Regions from separate parts of the Homo sapiens genome. Here region 1 is linked to region 2. The links are chromatin contacts, found by Hi-C or POLR2A ChIA-PET in ENCODE. All regions are on one chromosome and are shown on one strand. Each heading gives the region's core, a stretch centred on a gene start or an enhancer-like site at or near the end of the contact. The rest is flanking DNA. Distances are from core to core; before and after follow the strand shown. Region 1 overlaps WLS (Wnt ligand secretion mediator). Region 2 overlaps WLS (Wnt ligand secretion mediator).

Region 1 (4,890 bases), core at 1,696-4,195, 49 kb before region 2:
CCTCCCCACCTTGATACTCAAAAAATCCAAAGCACACTCTGCAATTGCCCAAGGGTTTAAGTGCTCAATATGTTTTATATAAGTTCTCATAAGGCAAGCAGAGATATTTAGATAGGCAGAGCTTAGAACCAACTTGGGCATATGCCTTTTAGTTCTTATAAATACCATTCATAGTGCAATGGAGGTTTTCTCTACATTTCAAAGTAAAATGGATATTGAGCCATTCAACTTCATAGATCAGGTAAAAGTTTTGGGAGCTTATATTCATTCTTCAGCTATTGCTTCAAAAGTTTGAGGAGCTTATATTTCCCAGCTGTTGTTTCAAAAGCAATAGCTGGAAAAAAAAAAAAAAAGCAATAGCTGGAGAATATAAGCTCCCCAAACTTTTGAAGATATAGACATAGACCAAGTAATTTGTAGTCTCTGCCCACCCCCGCCCCAACATTAATTCTATCCGTTGAAATCAGTCCCAATTATTTTTAAAAAATAAAGGCTAATAACCAGTTCTAGTACCCCAAAATGTTTTATGGAACAAGATAGAGAATAAATAAAATGAAATTATAAAATATAAATAAATATTCACATTTTTACAGGTGGAGAGATGGTGCTGGCAGCTTTTTAACTGAGATTAGTTTTCAGGTGTTAAATCAATGTCTCAAGTCAGTAGGAGAAAGTATCTGCTACCAACTTTTTGTATGTTTTTAAATCAATGTGTATTGTTCCTATCATTTTTGTTAGATAAATTCTATTGTAAACATAAAATTCTCTAAAACATTTCTGAAATCTTTGACCATTTTTACTTTAAGTCATTACTTTTTAAAATGGTGCTGTTCTGATTATTAATTCTTATAAACAGGAATTACCTTTTCAACTGGTCTATTCTCTGCATTCCTTCCCCTTGTACCCCAAAGCAGATTATTCTTTAAATATCATCTTTGTTGCAAGGCAGACATTCTTCCTCTAATTTAGAGGAAGGCTATTATTACCTGATGACTGAGACTTCAAAGGCTCTTTGGGGCCATTTGTGGGAATAGGACGGGGAGCTTCTTCATTCCCACCTGACTACCCTCTCACTCCGCCTCCTTCCAGCAGATCTCTGGTCTGGCCTTGTGGCTACTTACAGGGCAGAGATAGGTGTCATAAAAGGAAACATTCCTGCCAAATAAAAGTTCTTTGTTATGTGTGGCTCTGTTTATTATTCCTTCTTTATGGTGCTCTATAGAGTACAGCAGGGATGATTGGGAGCAGAGGCCAAGGCACTCTAGTAGAATTATACCACTGATTAGAAAAGGCAAGGGTGGACACAGAGATAAGAGTAGTACTACAGTTTTCACCGTTAAATGATCTCTTTTTAATTTTTAATATTCAAGCACAGATATCTGCAGAAAATATGATTGTTTTAGATATTCTATGACCCAGCACATGTTCTATCTCTACCTCAGCACCTTCCCTCCTTGGCCATCCCCCATTCTCCCTTGGCTATTACCTGCTCTCTTCCAAGGCTAAGCCCTGCCGAAAGCTACCCTCAGCTCTTTTTACAACTGGAGCATCCTGTGCAAACCTCTGTCAAAGAAATTTCCAATCAGGGTGTAATTCTTTGTGAACTTCTCAGCCTCCCACACTAGCCTGTGAGCAAATGGGGGTCTGGGAGGCCATTCGTCTCTGTCTTTAGTTAGTACGGTACCTGCATAATAGTAATGCTCCTAGGTGATTGCTAAAGAAATGTTCATTACTCATAATAAAGCAAAGAAATAAATAGTCTATGTTGGCTTAAATGGAGACAATGTGTCATGTCAGCCTGTTGTTTTAGTTTTATTTTAACTTTTCTAAGAGGCAACCAAGTCTTGTCTCTCTCTAACTCTTAAATTACAGGTTCTGGAAGGAATAGGGGCTAATGATTTAATGTTGACTCAATTTTAAGCATGATAAATGCTAGCGGTTGGCTAGATAGTAATTTGTAAACTGGATAGCCATTTGAAGTGAAATAACAGGAAGCTGACTGGAGTCAATGAATATTCTTCCAAAAGAAGTACTACAGGTTTAGTCATTGTTCACTTACATTTTTATTCAAGGTTATGTTGTAACGATGACTGGATTTTTCTGTCATTCTGGTGTATTCATTTCTCCCACCTCCCAAATATCTGACTGTTGCCCTTTCTCAGGGAATGTCAGGTTACATATAACATTCATCAAAATTATTTTTTCCTGAAATTGTTTATTTATTGTCTGCTTCCTCCGTTATTTGTACGTTCCATATGGTTGGTGCCTATCAGGTTTACTCCAGAACCGGCAGTGTCTAGTGCATGGTAGATACTCAAGACAAATTTGGACAATATACTGTGAGCCATAGTAATGTGTGTAACTGAGGGACCACTGAATTTTCATAGAGACTTCAGGTTGTGTTTGTACATTTCTTCACACCTTGAATTTGTTAGAAGTCTTATTGATTTCATATCACTTTAACATTAAATGTTATATAGAATCACATTTCACAATTCATGTGCTGTAGTGGAAAAGTGGAGGCCAAAAATACTGTATTGAAATACAGACAAAATAAAATGGTCATGTTTGATAAAGTAAAAAGAACTGAATTCATAATGGACTGCATTTTCAATGAATAGCTCATGGTTTTATAACTTCTGTGCATATTCCCAAGGCTATCTTAACCAACCATGAGTTAACCAGTTTACAGTGACTAGGCATATTTAGTTTTGGCCAAATTATTCTGTCATTGAATTGGTCTGGTGTAGAAGTAGTTTTTGGCCTACTTGTTTTCAGTTAAACCTTATACTATGGGTGGGTGGAGGAGACATTTATAATGTGTGCTGAGGCAGCTGGGTAATATTGCATTACTCTCCTAGGAATACTGGGGAGTGGTTATTTTTAGCTTTCACCTGAGCAAACATGACTCAGTTTGTTGACCTGAATCTATCCAGCCCCCTCTTGAATACACAAACTCTATTAATCCCTAGAACCACGCAAGTGACTAAGTAAGGCCTTCATTACAAATACCTGTTATTGTGGCTTGTTCAAAGGTTGAAGATGATTTAAACTTCCTCCATTTAGCTCTTTTCTCTTAATCCCACACACTTTAAAAAAATTTACAGACAGATCAAACTTTTTTTGATTCTAGACACAATTTGTGACCCATGTAGCTAAAATTTTGACTATAGCTAATGAAAACACATTCTATGGTAGGTGACCAGCTACCAGCTGTAAGCTTTGCTTTTGGTTTACGTGATAATGCTGTCTATATAAAGAAACACTTGGGAATTCACTTTTAGCTGGAGTAGGACATTGCACTGAGCTGTAAATATATTATTGGGGGAACATTAACTGTCCATGTTTGAATATCAGGATGTCTGTTTACTTTCTCAAGCAATACTTGTGTTTTCTCTTTTGAACACTATTAGAAAAACGGAAAATGTTGAATTATCTTCAGGTTTTGAAGTTATGGAAAGCATTTTTGAGACTCAAGGACTAATTTATTCAAGTGAAAAAAATTGTGATTCTCACAGTATAGCTTGAGATGCACTTGAGGCTTCTCCAAGTTCACTGCCATGATATTTATGAAAATATTAGTATTTCTGGGATTTTTTTTCTTTATAGAAGAAACACTAGACTAATGAGAGGATGAAAATAATGCAGGCCCCTAAAAAGGCAGGCGTTCACTGCATTCATTAAAAATGCGGACTTTGTGACCATAAAGTGTTCAGCTTCTCTGTTATTAAGTTTGGAATGTGGTTTTGGAGCTTAGCTGAGGAACTCAGCTAGTTATTTTTCGTTTTGGCCTGAGAAGTGAGAGACTTGTTTTTCAAGAAGGTAAAAAATAAAGAAAAAAAGGTTAGGTTCATTTTGGAAGAATAGAAGTTTTAAAATGTAGTAACTATTTTCTGCAGCAAATAGTCAGTTTGAGTATGTTAGCCGAAAATAGAATTCATGACTTTTGTCTCACTGTTTATTTCTCCAACCACATTAAAAAGGGTTCAGTTAAATGTGCCATTTGGCTTTTCTAATGTCAGTGGGCTATTTAGCTGAGTCAGGATAACCAAAGTTTGATTGACTCATATTTCTAAGAATAAGTCAGATGTCTGATTTTAGATGGATTAGATGTGAGGTCTTCGTGATACAGTTTTGAGTTTTAAAGAAAAACGTCTGTAGCAGGGGTTAGTGGCAACTTGTATTGCAGTGTTCAGCCTTCTACATGAAGGATGTTCAGCTAGAGCTTAGTAGTGTTGAGTTTTCTGGTAAGTATTAATAGGCATTGTCCTAACTTCTTACAAACATAACATTTTACTAAAAATGTATCATTAAAATAGATGTTTAATAGAATAGAAAAATAATGTGGATTCGAACATTAGAAGTAGGGCAGAATATTAATAATACACATTTTTCCCGTTATATAACTTTCTTTTTGCTTTTCATGTTTCTCCATTGCTATCTGATCTCTATTAAATAAGAGAGAATTTCTGCAAACATAATATACCAAGTATCAGATGCACAGAAATACACATATTTAAACCACACACATAAACCATAATTGATGACACTTTCTTTTAACTACTAACTTTCAAAGGTTTATAGATGTATCTATTTTAAAATATACTAGTAGGACCCACATAAAGAAAACAATGAAAGTTTTCCAAGAAATTTAAAAACAGATTGTAGACAATGGAGAAACAAGTACTGTTCTTGGATGGGAAAACTAAACGCTGGGGAAGGATGCTAATTCTGTCCACATTAATTTATTATTATATATTTATTATTTATAAATTTAATTTAATCTTCAATATCCTAGCAAAAAGATGTAAATTTGAAATGGATTGGGGAAGAGAGTTACTCTAGCAGATATTGATAAAAATAATAAATTTATAAAATTCAAAGCAATGT
Region 2 (5,125 bases), core at 638-3,137:
CATTCCTGTCTGTGTCAAAGTCAGAAGTCCTGGTAGCAGCCCTCTATGCTTTAAAACTCTATGATGTTCCTGATCCTAATCTATTCAGTTGTCTCTTTATCTGGCTCCTCTACTAACTGTATCTCCCGTGAGTGAAAAAACAGGTCCTGTTCATTTAGGATTCCATAGTGCTAACACAATACCTGGTACATGATCTGTGCTTAATTAACATATGTGTTTCAAGGGGATGGAAAAAAGTATGAATAAATCAGTGACTTAAGAATTATATTTTAGTAGAGAATTGGCAGTTCTTAGTGTGACAGGGGAAGAGTAAAATAAAAGCTAAACAAGCAGTCAAGAGAATTTACATTTCAAATGTGTTTGGAGTCATGTATTATTGAAACAAATATGCTTATATAATTCATAGTTGCTGAGGATATCACAATAATAATGAGTGTTCTTAATGATCAGATGAATGATAACCTGAATAGGTGAAAGAGGACAATTGTACTCACTGAGGCCTGGGTGAGAAGGCAAGGGGACACAAACATTATAGGAAGACTGCCATCTGCAGTGGTACCAAAGTAAAGTGTGAGGCATTAAGGAGGTCAGGTTCACTTCCATAGAAAGGTTGGTATAGCACTCCCTCATTCTGCAGCAGTGCCAACTACATAGGACGTTTTGCATCTCTGTGCAGAAGAAATTGATCATATGGCTTCAGACCCAATAAGTAACATCTCATGTCTCAAAACTGAATTCGGGGAATTGTTTGAAAATCTGCCTTCCAGATGAATAAAGTGGCTGTCCTGATATTTTCTCACCATCAGAGTCATCTTTGCCCTTGGGATTTCCATGACCTTTATCAATATCCCAGTGGAATGGTTTTCCATCGGGTTTGACTGGACCTGGATGCTGCTGTTTGGTGACATCCGACAGGGCATCTTCTATGCGATGCTTCTGTCCTTCTGGATCATCTTCTGTGGCGAGCACATGATGGTAAGAGCCGCCGGGAGGGACAGACGTCTGTACCAGCTGCTCTGTGCAGGCTGCCAAGCTGACACCTGCCCCCCTTTGCCTCTAGTCAGCAGTGGGTGAGACAGAATAAACTAGTAGTTACAAGTGGGAACTCTGGAGGCAGACCCTCTGGTTCACATTCCTGCTTCACCACCTGCTGACCAGCTGAGTGGCTTTAGGCAAATGACATTATCACTCTGAATCTCGGGTCCCTCATCTATAAAATGGGATGTAAAGACCTACTGCATGGGGTTTTCATGAGAATTAAATGACAGAATGTGAGTAACTTAAGATAAACACACACATTCTAATGATTAGTATTATTTCTTGCCCTTGAGCTTGAGTTTCTTGTCTGCTGGCTTCTGCCCTGCTTGTCCTGTCCCCAGGAATACAGGTTAACCATCAGAGAATGTGGGCCTGGCTCTTTCCAGCTGGCAATGTGTCCAGGTGGCCTAGTAACCCCTATTACTCTGAAATACAGACCTTCCCGGTCTCCTCAGTTTGCACAGACACCAAATCATATTTCAAGAGGGATTGAAGGTACCATGGTTAAAAATAAGAATGGTGTCATCATCACATTGTGGCTAAGATGATATGCCAGCTGGAACTTGGTCTTCACGTCAGGCACATGGGCTTCACAGCAGAGTGGACTGTTTTTAAATTCCATTATGGCTCAATCATGAAAACCAGACCTCTCAAGTCCTGCTGCCCTTCCAGGAGAGCAGTGTGAGAGCAGAGAGAGAGACTTCTTCCTACTGCTAAACTGTCTACATTAAGGGGTCTTTCTCCATGAGGTGTCCTCCAGCAGAGATGCGCTGAGAATGAGGCCTCAGCAGCAGGGCGGGGGAGTGGATGGAACTTGGTCCAGCACCAGGAAGCCAGCCAAGGATTGTCCGCAGGGAGCTGGTGTGGACTGACCCACCTGGGGCCCCACCTGGAGGCTAAGATCATCTTTGCTTTCCCTTTTTTCTCATTCTACATTCCTTCCTTTTCTTTCTCTTGGTGTCTTTGTTTATCAAGGGGACTCATTCCTGGTTTTAATAAGGATGGGGAGAAAATATGCCTATTTTCCTCACCATAATAGACACACTTTACATATTTAAATGCTTTAATGTCTTTACTTTGTCTTCTGAGGATCAGTCACTTTTATAAACACAAGTTACAAGTCACGTAGAAATTTAATTCAGAATGAGTTATTTTGTGGACCACAAAATGTCCCCTGCCTGGGAGCCGAGGCCTTTCTTTGTGTTCCCATGGCATCCTGTTCTTATTACTCTCAGAGCCCTTATGGCTGGGCTTTGTCATGTTCTACGTATGTGCCAGACTCCCCCACAGAGATGAGCTCCTGAAGAAGAGATTTTCATCTTCTTTGTTCTCATACCTAGAATCTAGCATAGTGCTTGATACACAATAGGTGGTCGGCAAGTGTCCTTCGAATGCTGACTCCCCCATAGAATTGCTTGGTCTTCCTCTCCCCTCTATCTCCCTTCTCAATTTGGTTTTCCTCAGGATCAGCACGAGCGGAACCACATCGCAGGGTATTGGAAGCAAGTCGGACCCATTGCCGTTGGCTCCTTCTGCCTCTTCATATTTGACATGTGTGAGAGGTGAGCAAGTGTTTGTGGGACACTGAGCCAAACTGTGCATCACCACGCCCACTCCTGTCATTTTAGGAGGAGTGTTTGAAAAGGAGAATGGTGGTCGGGAACCTTTGGTTTGGAAGCACTGGACGTGGTCACATCCTCAGACAAGGTCTGGGATCAAATCAAAGGCACAGCTCTTTACAGTTGAAAAATATTTGGGCCGATGTATTCTACAAGCTTCATTTCTCTTTAGGATTTCTGTAATGTTTTTTAGCCTAAATACAGCCCTCACCCCTGCAGCTGAAAAGCTAAGAATATGTGAAAAGGAAAGTTCCCGTTGCCTTTGTATTAATTGTGTCTTGCCTTTCCATCTCATTTTCTTTGTAGAGGGGTACAACTCACGAATCCCTTCTACAGTATCTGGACTACAGACATTGGAACAGAGCTGGCCGTATCCTTCCTTGATGGGCTCAGGGTTTTATTTCTTCCCCTGGCCACCCAGTCCCCAAGATCATTTTCTAAGGCTCTGCTGATGCTCCCCATATGTACTCAGCCAGGGCTTTGATTCTCAGGCCAATCATAACAGCACAATTAAGGCTAATAATAAGAAGAATTACTGCTTGCTTTCAAGCCTGGGTGAGAGCAGGCAAAATGAGAAGGTCACAGCCTATCCTCACAGCAGAGGGATCCGAGTTGCTAGGCTTACTGCAGCCTGTCTGAATTATCTGTTATACACTGTTTCCTGCAGACTGAAGCATGACTAGCTTTTCCCTGGAGCCATGGAGGTTCATCTCTGGGCCCCTGTGGAAGAGCCTGTTTCTGAAACCACCTATGTGTGAGACTTCTTAAGTGACCTTGGTGTGCTGGCAAATCACACTGCTGCTATTTATTCCTGAGACCAAGTGGAGATAAGGCTAAGGTGATTAGTTCCAGAGAAGTCGCCAAGGCTTCTGGTTGGTTGGCATAAACTCTAAGTCATCTTCATGAAGCAGAAGTGACAGTCTTAGCTTATCCCTTTTAGGATGCTGGATTTAAATATTTTATCTTCCGGAATAGTATGTGAAATGATCTTGGGAGAAAAAGACTCTGCTCTGGAGTGGAGAGAAAGGCTTGGGTTGTATTCTTCCTTGATGGCTCATATCTTGCCACGTGCTAGGGAATATCCTTTGTCTTGCCATGATGTTTATATTGGTTTCTCAGTGTCACAAGAACATTGTGAGCAAACTAAATCAGTAGTATCATTTCCTCAAAGATGAGAGAGAAGCTCTACCCTTCCTCTGTTATGCCCCCACCAAATGTTAGCTGCACAACAAGAAGAATGTTTCTAATGTTAAATCTAGTTCAACTTTTTTAATTTTGTAGATAGGATGGAGTGAGTAAAATTTCAAGTCCTGCAGAAAATAACTATATTCCCTTCATTCCAGGATGATGTTCATTATAGGAAAGAAGGAGAAACTGCATTAGATATTATATTATTTAATGAAATATGCACGCCAAGTTCATACTTATTAAATGCTTTTAAAAATAGACAATTTGGGCCAGGTGTGGTGGCTTATCCCTGTAATCCCAGCTACTCGGGAGGCTGAGGCAGGAGAATCGCTTGAACCTGGGAGGAGGAGGTTGTGGTGAGCCAAGATTGTGCCATCGCACTTCAGCCCGGGCAACAAAAGCAAAACTCTGTCTCAAAAAAAAAAAGGCAATTTGGGCAAAGTTGTAGCAGAAAGGGGTTGGAATCAGGTCATCTGCCTTCCAAGGCAGCTCACGCTATCCTAAGACTTGGTGGTTCTCAGACTGGCTCTAATTGGCAGGTCAGTCTCCCTAGTGGGTCTCAAGTATACTGGCAGCAACCCAGACTCCCACCTGTGCCATGTGTCCTTGAATCCCCATTCTGTTGGACAAGATTTTCTGTGGTGACAGAAGATTGCAAATAGTCCTTCATCCCTGGTTTCACTTTAAGACTTTCAAGCCCATGCCCAGGTCCCCTGCACTGAGCCCCCACGTATCTCCTCTTCAATTATGCCAGAGTATCTCAATCGCATTCTTATAAAACTCCAAGGACTAGCCCAGTGGTTCCCAAACATAGTCATACTTGATGTCCTAGCCCTGGAATATCTGATTCCATATATCTAGGGAGGGACCTGGGGATCTACATTTGAACCCTTCTGGTGATTTTACTGTGGTTTTTCATCTGATCCATAGTGACGAATATATGGTTTATTAGTGCTTCTCAAATTTATTGTGTATACGGATCTCCTGGGGACCTGGTTAAAAGGTAGATTCTGATTCATTAGGTCTAGGGTAGGGCCTAGATTCTTCATTTCTAACAAGCAAGACACCATTTCTTTTCTTACTTGGTTTAGAAAGCAATATTGAACACCTCCCTCTGTGGTACTAATGTGTCAAGAAACCTATCATTGGCATTAGAATATCAGGTTTTAATATTTTATCCCCTTGAAAATTTTCTACATATTTGGAGACAAAACAAGTATTGCCAACAGACCTGGGGAGAAGGGCCTGGACCCGGCTCAACTTGGCCTTGGCTAGCCCGT

The links. Hi-C counts contacts between places; a loop is a spot of excess contacts on that map. ChIA-PET counts read pairs that join two places held with the same protein, here RNA polymerase II (POLR2A). Pooled maps may share reads with other maps.
Region 1: a loop to region 2 is called in a map of gastrocnemius medialis, with 2.9 times the contacts of the local background. The contact joins two enhancer-like sites. A Hi-C loop is called at or near these places in 2 of 168 maps with a recorded cell type or tissue (chondrocyte and gastrocnemius medialis) and 1 of 50 pooled maps. POLR2A ChIA-PET finds 5 or more read pairs at or near these places in 1 of 52 experiments (OCI-LY7).

The regions. Positions count from the first base shown.
Region 1 is chr1:68,196,031-68,200,920 of GRCh38, reverse strand. The region is part of intron 1 of WLS (Wnt ligand secretion mediator); the gene reads left to right. The region is part of intron 9 of GNG12-AS1 (GNG12, DIRAS3 and WLS antisense RNA 1); the gene reads right to left. Among named protein-coding and RNA genes, the nearest start is that of MIR1262, 15 kb to the right of the region's middle. RefSeq lists an enhancer at 776-1,277. Within about 2 kb of position 2,945, at least 5 of the 41 ENCODE cell types and tissues checked have a DNase peak (open chromatin) inside an H3K27ac peak, as active enhancers do.
Region 2 is chr1:68,146,038-68,151,162 of GRCh38, reverse strand. WLS (Wnt ligand secretion mediator) reads left to right here. Exons shown (of 12, transcript NM_024911.7): 6 at 807-975; 7 at 2,503-2,600; 8 at 2,964-3,027. All of the region lies in intron 9 of GNG12-AS1 (GNG12, DIRAS3 and WLS antisense RNA 1), which reads right to left. Among named protein-coding and RNA genes, the nearest start is that of MIR1262, 35 kb to the left of the region's middle. RefSeq lists an enhancer at 2,239-3,438. Within about 2 kb of position 1,887, at least 3 of the 41 ENCODE cell types and tissues checked have a DNase peak (open chromatin) inside an H3K27ac peak, as active enhancers do.